2 separate regions of the Homo sapiens genome follow, and region 1 is linked to region 2. Evidence: read pairs that join two places in POLR2A ChIA-PET (ENCODE). Cell type or tissue: OCI-LY7. All regions are shown on one strand.

Region 1 (5,000 bases), 91 kb before region 2:
AACCTGTTCTTGTTCCCTTTTCTCTGCCTCGTACCTCAAGTTTTCTACCACTAGAGGAGAGGCGGGCTGAACTTCCTTAGCAAGATCTCTTTCATTTTTTGGGAGTCCCATTTTCTAATACAACTCCAGACCCATCAGCCACCCGGGAGACCCCACGTGGGAGCTGCGTTCCCTTTGCCAGGGAGATGCTCCTGGGAGTTGCATTAGGAAGGCGAGTCAGGAACAGATGGCTGTCCTGGGGGGTCTGGATGTCGGCCCAGCCCCATCTCCTCAAAGCCATTGTTTGCCCTGGTTTGTGAGGTGCTCAACAGCAGGGACAGATGCAATCAGAGAAGGATGAAATGCTCTTTTTCTTTGGACCTGAAATGGGACCCTATACTTAGTGCAGCCTTACTCAGTGACTACCAAAATTTGAAAATTGTGTTTTTCTGAGGCTGGGCTCATTGACTTCCGTGAGCTCTTATTAGCTGTTTACTCATGAATTAGGCAATTTAATTTGGGTAGAGGAGGGCAAATCAAATGAGAAGGAGCTGCCGTGTTTAAAATTACTATGAGGATAGACTGTTCTTAAAGGATCCTACTCAAGCCTATAGAAGCCTTCCTTAGCTTACATGTCGAGTAAATTAATTAGACGAATTGTGAATTATTCTGATTTATTCAGAGAAATCCTTTGCTCTGCAGGCCGTACTGGGCATCATGTGGCTGACTTCTTGTTCTGACTTTCTATGAATGTTTGCAAGTAATAAAATATATTTTTATGATTGAGACTTATTTAGTAATAATATTTAATATTAATATTTAATAATTTTAGGAAAATAATTTAGGTAAGGTTTTGCTGTGTATTGTAGCATGCATTCTTCTAAGCCATGCCCTTTGATATTAAAAGTTGTGCTAGTTTCAAAGGGCTCGATTTCCTTAACAGGAAGGCACCTATAAATCTGGCAGTAGGTAATGAAGGGAGAATGGTGGTCTTTTCAGTAGGGGAGGGCAGTGCACACAGAGAGTTATATGTTTTTTAGTCTAACTGCCCTAATCTAATCTCATGAAAGGTACATACACATTTAATACACATTTTTCTGGGGCCCATAGCTTTTATTACATTTTCAAAGGAGTAGATGACTCCTAGAAGATAGGAACCTCTGCAGAATAACTTCTTGAGTGAGATAACATTGTTGCGATTTGAGAAATACTGAATCTCTACATTTGGTCACTTTTTTTTTTTTTTTTTTTTTTTAAACAGAGTCTCGCTCTGTCACCCAGGCTGGAGTGCAGTGGAGAGATCTCAGCTTACTGAACCTCCACCTCCGGGGTTCAAGCGATTCTCCTGCATCAGCCTATTTTCACCTCTTTAAAGAAATATATTGTTATCGCTCCCTGAAAGTGGATTAGTTAAGTACTGTTTACCCTGCCTATGAAGAAAACTTACTTGCACATGTTATGTTCGGACATTAGTCAATGAAGATTAGTCAATGAGAACTAGTCGATGAACATGGTCAATCTTGCTTAAAGACTCAAAATATGCTGGAGTATGGTGTTAATTGTGGTAGTTTATGGCATTTTTCTGAAGAGAAAAAACACTCCAGCAAGGTAGGTAGGATAGTATATTCTCTGTCTTCTTCCTCCTGCCCACCCCTCTGTCTACATTAGAAACAGGTTTTGGAGGAGTAGTGGGAACATTGGGTGATTTCTAGTGGGGTTAGAGAAAGCAGTACCTGGTTCTTTGGCCACATCTACCAAAGCAAAGACCTAGACTTGTAGAGGAGAGTATTGTTTGCTTGTTTGAGGATTGTATTTCCCAGGTTTGTTCATTTGCATGAGTGGCTGAATAATGTAACAGAGACTTCAGAAGTAAGGAAAATGGTTGTCACCAAAATATCTTGTTTTACCTTTATTTGGACTAAATGGAAAACACATGTTTAATAGCTAAGGCTATTGAGTGCTTATCATTTGCCAGGAACTGTTTCTGAGCCTTTCACATATAACACCTCATTTTATCCACCCTCTACCCCTAACAAATGGTGTGGTTTGAGTTGGCCTTGGTGAGGTATGAAAAGGAAACAAAGCAGTGACCTCTTCCTGCAGGCTGGTCAGATGTTTGGGATAACATTCCTTAGCATTCTTGGTGGAAGTGGTGATTTCGTTGAAAGCTGCTTCCCAGTTGCTCTGGAGTGCAGGTGGGAGGGGTGGACTTTGGCTTTTCCAAAGGATCCCAGGAATGGGAAGGACCTTAAAGATCTAGACCAGGGGTATCCAATCTTTTGGCTTCCCTGGGCCACATTGTAAGAAGAAGAATTATCTTGGGCTACACGTAAAATACGCTAACACTAATGATAGCTAATGATCTTAAAAAATTGCCAAAAAAATCTCATAATGTTTAAGAAAGTGTATGAATTTTTGTTGGGCTGCATTTAAAGCCATCCTGGACTGCATGTGGCCCATGGGCCATGAATTGGACAAGCTTTATCTAGACTGTTCTGAACTACTCATCTGCCTCCCCCAGCCCCCACCCCCACCCCACACATCCAGAATTCTCCACCCATTGGTTGTCTGGCCTCTGCCTGAATAGCTGAGTACCTGTCTTTTCCAAAACTACCCCTTGAGGGGAGACTTACAGCACCCTGTAGCATAGTATATGATATTTGGCTAGTAAAATGTGATCCTTTAATATTTTTCAATCTTTATTGAGCACCCACCCACGGGGTTGGAGGAATTTAGGGGGTTCTGTGGCAAAACAAGAATAGAGTCTTTGCATTTGACTTCTCAGACTTGTAGGGACATACAGGTAAGCTGGATGTTCTGGTGAGCGCTGCTAGAGGCCACACAAGATGCTTCCAAAGCCTAGAGGAGGGTCTGATCCAGCCTTGAGGAGACAAGGTGGCATCTGAATTAATGAGTGCATTAATGGTGAATGCATACTGTTATTATAAAGCTCAGGGATGTTACAGCCTCTGATACTTTACACAAATAGAAAGGTTAAGGTAATTTTCTGTATAAAATAACAAAAATACCATCTAAAAATGATAACGCAGGAAATTTGAATATTCAGTACTGTTTTAAACCTTTCATTCTTTTAATTAATTTTATTTATTTCACTTATTTATTAATTTAATTTAATTTTTTTTTTTTAGCTGAAGTCTTGCTGTTGCCCAGGCTGGAGTGCAGTGGTGCGATCTCAGCTCACTGCAACCTCCGCCTCCTGGGTTCACACCATTCTCCTGCCTCAGCCTCCCAAGTAACTGGGACTACAGGCGCCCGCCACCACGCCCGGCTAATTTTTTGTATTTTTAGTAGGGATGGGGTTTCACTGTGTTAGCCAGGATGGTCTCAATCTCCTGACCTCATGATCCGCCTGCCTTGGCCTCCCAAAGTGCTGGGATTACAGGTGTGAGCCACTGAGCCTGGCCCTATTTATTTGTTTTTTAAAGAGACCAGGTCACGCTGTGTTGCCTAGGCTGCGTTAGAACTCCTGGGCTCAAGAGATGCTCCTGCCTCAGCCTCCAAAGTAGCCGCGATATAGCACGTACCACCATGCCTGGCTCTCTTTCAGTTAACTTTAAAGAAATCTGGTGTTTTTGTTTTTGTTTTTTGAGACAGAGTCTCGCTCTGTCACCCAGGCAGGAGTGCAGTGGCACTATCTCAGCTCACTGCAACCTCTGCCTCCTGGGTTCAAACAATTCTTGTGCCTCAGCGTTCTGATTAGCTGGGATTACAGGCGCTCTCCACCATACCCGGCTAATTTTTGTATTTTTAGTAGAGACAGGGTTTCGCCATGTTGGCCAGGCTAGTCTCAAACTCCTGACCTCAAGTGATCCGCCTGCCTCAGCCTCCCAAAGTGTTGGGATTACAGGCCTGAGACACTATGCCCAGCCTTCACTGCTTTTATGCAAAGGAATAAATAGAGTGATTATTAAAGTGCTCTGGATCACACACATACAAACACACATATGCACATACATACACACACACAAAAATACACAAACTTTAGGTAACATAAATGTGTGTGGCTGTCAGTGAATGCTGCATTTTTCTGAGCTTGTAACCTTCCCTTTACTAACTGTCTCCACATTATGACCACCTGAAAAATGCTACACTGCAGTGGTACATTCTTCAGCCCAACTAGGATTGGATCAGAGGAGTTACTGGGTTGATAGTCTTGGACTGAAGCTCTCTAAAGAGCAGAATTTCTGTGATGTGCAGGTAGCTTACTGTTACCCTGTAAGCTCCATTTTTTATATTTCTTTGCCCCTCCTTCTCAATATTCACACAGTTTTCACAGGACTGATTCAAGTGTGAAGCCAGGATCTCATCTTTTAACAGAGTGGCATTCCGCACAGTCTGAGGCATGATCTCTTTGTGTCTAGGTTGCTCCATTTAGCTTCAAAGGCAGCATGATGATTTATGGTCCATTTGTATTAGGGAAGACTCAGAGGAGGGCTAGAATTGTGATGGTTGGATTAATTCATTTTTTCCAGGCGCACCCTTTCCTCCCTATTCTTGGTTGTTTTGCAGATATCCCAAGTAATTCCAGATTCATTTGGAAGGTTTCTCTCTCAGTAGCCTGCTCTCTAGGTAGTTCTCAAATTCTAATAGACGCACAGACACAAAAATCTGCTTGGTAGGTGGGGTTTTTACTTTTTAGTGACTTTTATCTTGTGTGCCTGACCTGGTGCAGCATCTGGAAAAGTATTGGTAGAAAAGAATATTCTCAGTGAGAAGGAGAAGGAACAAGTAAAACAATGTGAACTAAAGGCCTGGCACAGTGGCTCACGCCTGTAATCCCAGCACTTTGGGAGGCCAAGGTAGGAGGGTGGCTTGAAACCAGGAATTCGAGACCAGCCTAGGCAACAGAGCGAGACCCTGTCTCTACAAAAAAAAAAAAAAAAAAAAGGCAAAAAACCCCCCAGAATTAGCCAGGTGTGGTGGCACATGCCTATAGTCCCAGCTACTCGGGAGGCTGAGGCGGGAGGATTGCTTGAGCCCAGGAGTTTGAGGCTGCCATG
Region 2 (5,000 bases):
TGGCTTTCTTTTCCTTTTCACTTTGGTTTAGTCTGTCATATTAATATGCTCATTAAACTCTGATGAATTGATTTAACTACCCACCAATGGGTTGTAGCCCTCAGTTTGAGAAGCACCGCTGTAAATTATATACCTACCTTAATTTCTTGATAGGATTACCCCAAATCTTATATTCTCCTTCTTTCCTTATTTTTTATTCTCTGAATTTAATGAAGACTATTTCTCTGATTATATATGTAATGGTGTTAAATCTAAATCAACCCCCCCCGCCCCCCGCCGCCATATGGCAACCACCTTTCTGCAAAGTGGGAAACTATCTTATAACTTTGTTCTGAGAGAAGGAAAGAAAATATGTATTTTTTTCATTTGATGAAAATGCTAATATAACAAGGGAGGGAGAAAGAAGTGACATTTGTGTTTCCTTGGCTTGAGAAGATGAGAATGTAAGGCCAAGAAACACAGACAAGTTGAAATGATGTAGGCTGGGGAGGGACTGCGGCAATAGACTTACAGTAAAAGAAAAGTGAAACTGATTTCTTGTTCCAACTCTTCCATTTAGCATTTATTGGACTCCTTCATGTGCCAGGTACTTGTGTTTTGCATGTATTATCTCAGGTGAGGAGACAGAGGTATGGGAGGCTGAGTTACCTGCCCAAGATTGCATGGTTGGTAGAGAGTGGTCTAGCAGACTCCCTGGAGCCAGTGCTCGTTGTCACTAGGCCATAGCTGCCACTTGTCTCAACTTTTGAGTAATTCTGTGTGGTCTTTATTTGGTGCCAGGCCCAGGAGGGGACTTTTGCGCCCTAGGCTTTGAATCTTGAGAGGGAACATGCTAGGGTGGAAGATTGGAGTCAATTTGTTCCACGAGGGCAGCCAGAGGAACTCCTTATTAGTCCCTGCTTCTCCCATCTTTAGAGTTGATTTGGTTTCTGTCTCTACTGAGTTCTGGTTGTTCTTTTGATTACAAGAACTACTCAATTTCCTTTAAGTAAATTTATTTATTCTTAAAATTCTGTTGCTTGAAACTAAGAATAAGCCCTAATAGGCACAGAGGAATAATTTAACTCTTCCTGATCTGTTTCCTCATCTGTAAAATAAAGGAAAAGGGCACACATATCCCCTGACCCCTCTTAACTCTCTCATCTTTAGCTAGAATTGGGTTCTAGTGATTCTCAAATGGATGTGTTCTAAAAGAGGCTGGCTGGCCCTGTGTTGGGGAAGCAGAAGTTTTAGTAATTAATTAGGTTAATATGAACTTTATAGTTATATTTTTTCTGTATTCCCTGAATAACTGTGACTCTATTACTTGTGAATTTATTTAAAACATAAATATGACAGTGATGACTAGATGAGGTCTCTTAGCACACATGCCCTATGCAGACCTGTGAGTCCCCTGCTGTCTGCTCACCCAATAGTTGAGGGCCTGGGTAGGAGTTCTGCCACATGTGAGTTCTTAACACAAAATCCTCATGGACCCTGTGGGCCTGGAGCTGGATACTTCACTCATCTTCACCCTTGGCCTCATGCTAAGAATTACCATCCTGCCACCACTTAAAGATGCCCATTCATGTTAGTGTGTCACTGCTAAAGTACTGTCATTAAAGAAGACCTATCATTACTCTGACTTTAAAATACATTGTTCTAACAGAATCACTATGGGAGATTCCAGACTTCTGTATCAGCGGGTGCTTTGAAAAGAGGATCTGATATGTACTGGCCCCTGTGTTCACCTGTGGGCGAACATTAGACATGTTTGTTTCTTTTATGCTTTGATAACACCTTACAACTTGCAATAGTGTGACTTTGGAAAGAATGAAGTGATTGTGTCTGGCATGCTGTATGTAAACATTCCATTTCTACATAATGTGAAAAGGAATGAATTAGGTGAAAATAAATGGATTTGCACAGGTGTTAGAGTACGTAGATTTCCTCTGAAACTAAACATCCGAATAGAAAACGAAACTCAGTGACTTCTTGACCGCCTATTGAAGAAGCACCTGTTGGTCCAGGGAGCAGAGATCTAAGGGGGAATTAATTCCTCTCAGCAAATATTTACCGGGGGCTTGTCATTCCTAGAAGTCCACCCAAAAAGAGTGGGGCTGGAGGAGAATCCCAGAGAGAGTCTAAGTCATGGGCTCAGAGTGTAGGGAAGTGACTTTGAGACCTGTTCCAACCAAACCTCTTATTTTAAATTTGGGTAAAATAAGGTCTCTAGAGATTGTAACTTGTTCATGGTTAGGCCACTTGGCTAACTTGAGGCCAGACTCAGGCTAAATCTGGATAACTCTCTTCTTGGTTTACTACTATTATAGACCTAAAATTTTATTATGATATTAAAATGTAAATAACAGTAACAGACACCATGTAGCAATTCTCATGTGCCAGCACTCTTCTGAGCACTTTAGGTGTATTAACTCATTTAACCCTCATCATTCCATGAAGTGTAAATATTTCTCTCATTTTTAAAGAGAAGAGAGCCTGGTGCAGTGGCTTGATGGCCCATGCCAATAATCCCAGTCCTTTGGGAGGCCGAGCTGGGAGGATTGCTTGAGGCTACGAGTTTGGGACCAGCCTGGGAAACATGGCAATACCCCATCTCTGTAAAAAATTAAAAACTAGCTGGGCATGGTGGCACATGCTTGTAATCCCAGCTACTCCGGAGGCTGAGACCAGAGGATTACTTAAGCCCAGGAAGTCTAGGCTGCAGTGAGCTGTGATCGCTCCACTGCACCCTAGGTGACAGAGTGAGACCCTATATCTTAAAGAGAAAAGGAGGAAATTGAGGCACAGGAAAGGTTTAGTAATTTGCTCTTAGCCATGTATATATTAAATAATGGAGCTTGGTTTCAAACCCAGGCAGTCTAAATCTACAATTTATTCTCTAAACCACTAGACCAGGGGTCAGTAACCATATCTTGGGCTTTATGAGCCATAAAACTCTATGTGGGGTAGTGGGAAGAGGCTGGGTTTGACTTATAAGCTGTAGTTTGCAAACCCTACACTAGGCTGTATAGCCTCACTGGGGCACATCCATTAATATCAATGTATCCCACAGCTGCCCATGAAGAGTGAAGCTCTAATTTTGAAAAGGATTTTAAGTCAGGAATTAAATTAAAATGTACTTTTTTGGTGTTCCTTTTGGGTGAAGTGTCCTCCTGCCAGGAAGGATGATGTTCATCATAGCTGAGTATAGTGTTAGGAGGCTCAGAGCCAGGAGAGAGGTTTTATTCTCCTTCAGTTTTCTGGGTGACCTTGCAAAAGTCCCTTATCATCTGCCACTTATAACTCTGCAGTGGTGATAATGTGCCTCACCACCTGCCCTTCTCCCTCACCTAGGTATATGTCTTGGATTAATGAGGTTTTATCTGTAACGTACTTAGAGCTGGGAGTTTGGAAGGGGAAAGTATTAAGAGGGGGAATGATGGCATTCATCATTTAGTTTGCTTGCAAATTAGAGAGTGCTTCAAGGGTGTAAGACCATTTGTTGAATGTTTGGCACGTAGAGCCCAATTTTAAAGAAAAGGCACTCCTGGTAATCTGCATGAGAGAATGTGGATTTAGAGAGCATGAATTTATGGATTGCCTGTGCTGCAGTAGGCTTTAGGCCATGGAGTTATTTAAGATGGTATGTATTTATTTCAGTTTCTAATAAGTGTGCAATGAGCAGATTCCATAGTTGACCTCCATATCTCCATAAGAAAACATAGGCTTCTCTGCTAAACTGTGAGTCTTAACAGTAAGGAGGACTTATAAATGTTTCTAAGTGAAATTATGAAGTTAAAAGTTGAACCAAGAAGCCTCAGAGGGAACTGGCTGCTACTTGCATTTCAATGAAAGGCAGAGGAAATTCATTACAGAGGTTGAAAATGTGGTTTGCATGTTAAGGCTGCAGTGGAAAAATGGGCCTTCCCAGGGGAGGTGGGAGGGAAGTTGTAGCTTACCCTTTGTGGTGAAGGTTCCTTGGCTAAGCACATATACTCCATCTGATGCACCCTAATTTTTTTTTTAACTTTGCAAGAAAATTCTTCCCTTCAAAGCCAAAGATGTGCATTGAACAGAAAATTGCAGCCTAGGAGAAGTTTCAATATCTTTGTATTTTTTGTTTGTTTTGTTCTTTTGACAAAAACAATTATTAAAAAATTCAGTAGGTGAAGCAACTTAATCTTACTTTGTGAAACTAAATCTAAGATGCTATTAGTTAAGTTATAAGAAGAGCTGGTGTTTAGCAAAGGCATATTAGGTTCTGGGGTAGGGCTTTATCTGCATTTGTATCTTATTTAATCCACACAACAGTAACAGTCCTGCAGAGGAATATTCTTGTTTGAGCATCTCTTGTATGAGGCACCTCAGTTTGCTCATCTGTAATTCTGTAATCTCTAACTCTCTAGAGATAACAAAAGTCTATCAGGTTTAAGTGGCAGAGCCAGAATCTGAATATAAGTCTTTCTGATTCCAAAATTCAAGCTAGTAGATTGACCAACAGTCCCAGTTTTCTGGGATGCAGGATTCTCAGCCCTGAAACTAGAAACGTCTTATACAAACAGAAAGAGTTGGTCACCCTACAAGCAGGATGCCTCCCATCCCAGGCACTGAAGAAGTATTCATTATCAGGAAACCCTTTTTGGTAAGTCACAGAGGATGTGTCCTGTGCAACTGCCCCTGACTCTGCTAGAAACCATGTGTGTGTACTATAAATCCTCTGAAGCTTTAAATCCTAGGGCAGTTTTGGAGCCAAACAGAGAGGCTGGGAGACTGAGTTCATTGGGATTTCTAGTATGAATGTAGCCCCATTAATTGGCTCGGTTTGTGTTGATAAAACAAGAGTCACAATCTGACTTGTAACAGTAGTATTTGTAATTTTCATTCTTGCTTTAAAATATTGCTGCCCTGTTGTACCCACAAGTGGGTACAGTTTTGGGAAAGCTTGGAAGATTTCCTCTATTCCAACCCCCATCCCCTTCCACATTTTCTGTGAACTCTCTGTGTCTCTGGAGGCTTTC

Evidence for each region. ChIA-PET counts read pairs that join two places held together with the same protein. Peaks named below come from ENCODE experiments on the same cell type or tissue, not always from the same donor. Only the 100,000 strongest peaks of a DNase experiment are listed, where the experiment ranks them.
Region 1: POLR2A ChIA-PET joins it to region 2 with 5 read pairs; 6 of 35 experiments call an interaction of 5 or more read pairs at or near these places.

The regions. Positions count from the first base shown.
Region 1 is chr6:25,318,554-25,323,553 of GRCh38, forward strand. All of the region lies in intron 2 of CARMIL1 (capping protein regulator and myosin 1 linker 1), which reads left to right. Among named protein-coding and RNA genes, the nearest start is that of CARMIL1, 42 kb to the left of the region's middle. In OCI-LY7, no CTCF peak of the experiment used is centred here; no DNase peak of the experiment used is centred here.
Region 2 is chr6:25,409,817-25,414,816 of GRCh38, forward strand. All of the region lies in intron 2 of CARMIL1 (capping protein regulator and myosin 1 linker 1), which reads left to right. All of the region lies in intron 1 of LOC124901281 (a long non-coding RNA gene), which reads right to left. Among named protein-coding and RNA genes, the nearest start is that of CARMIL1, 130 kb to the left of the region's middle. In OCI-LY7, no CTCF peak of the experiment used is centred here; DNase peaks (open chromatin) are centred at 1,965, 3,875 and 4,630; H3K4me3 peaks cover 3,141 bases; H3K27ac peaks cover 1,278 bases.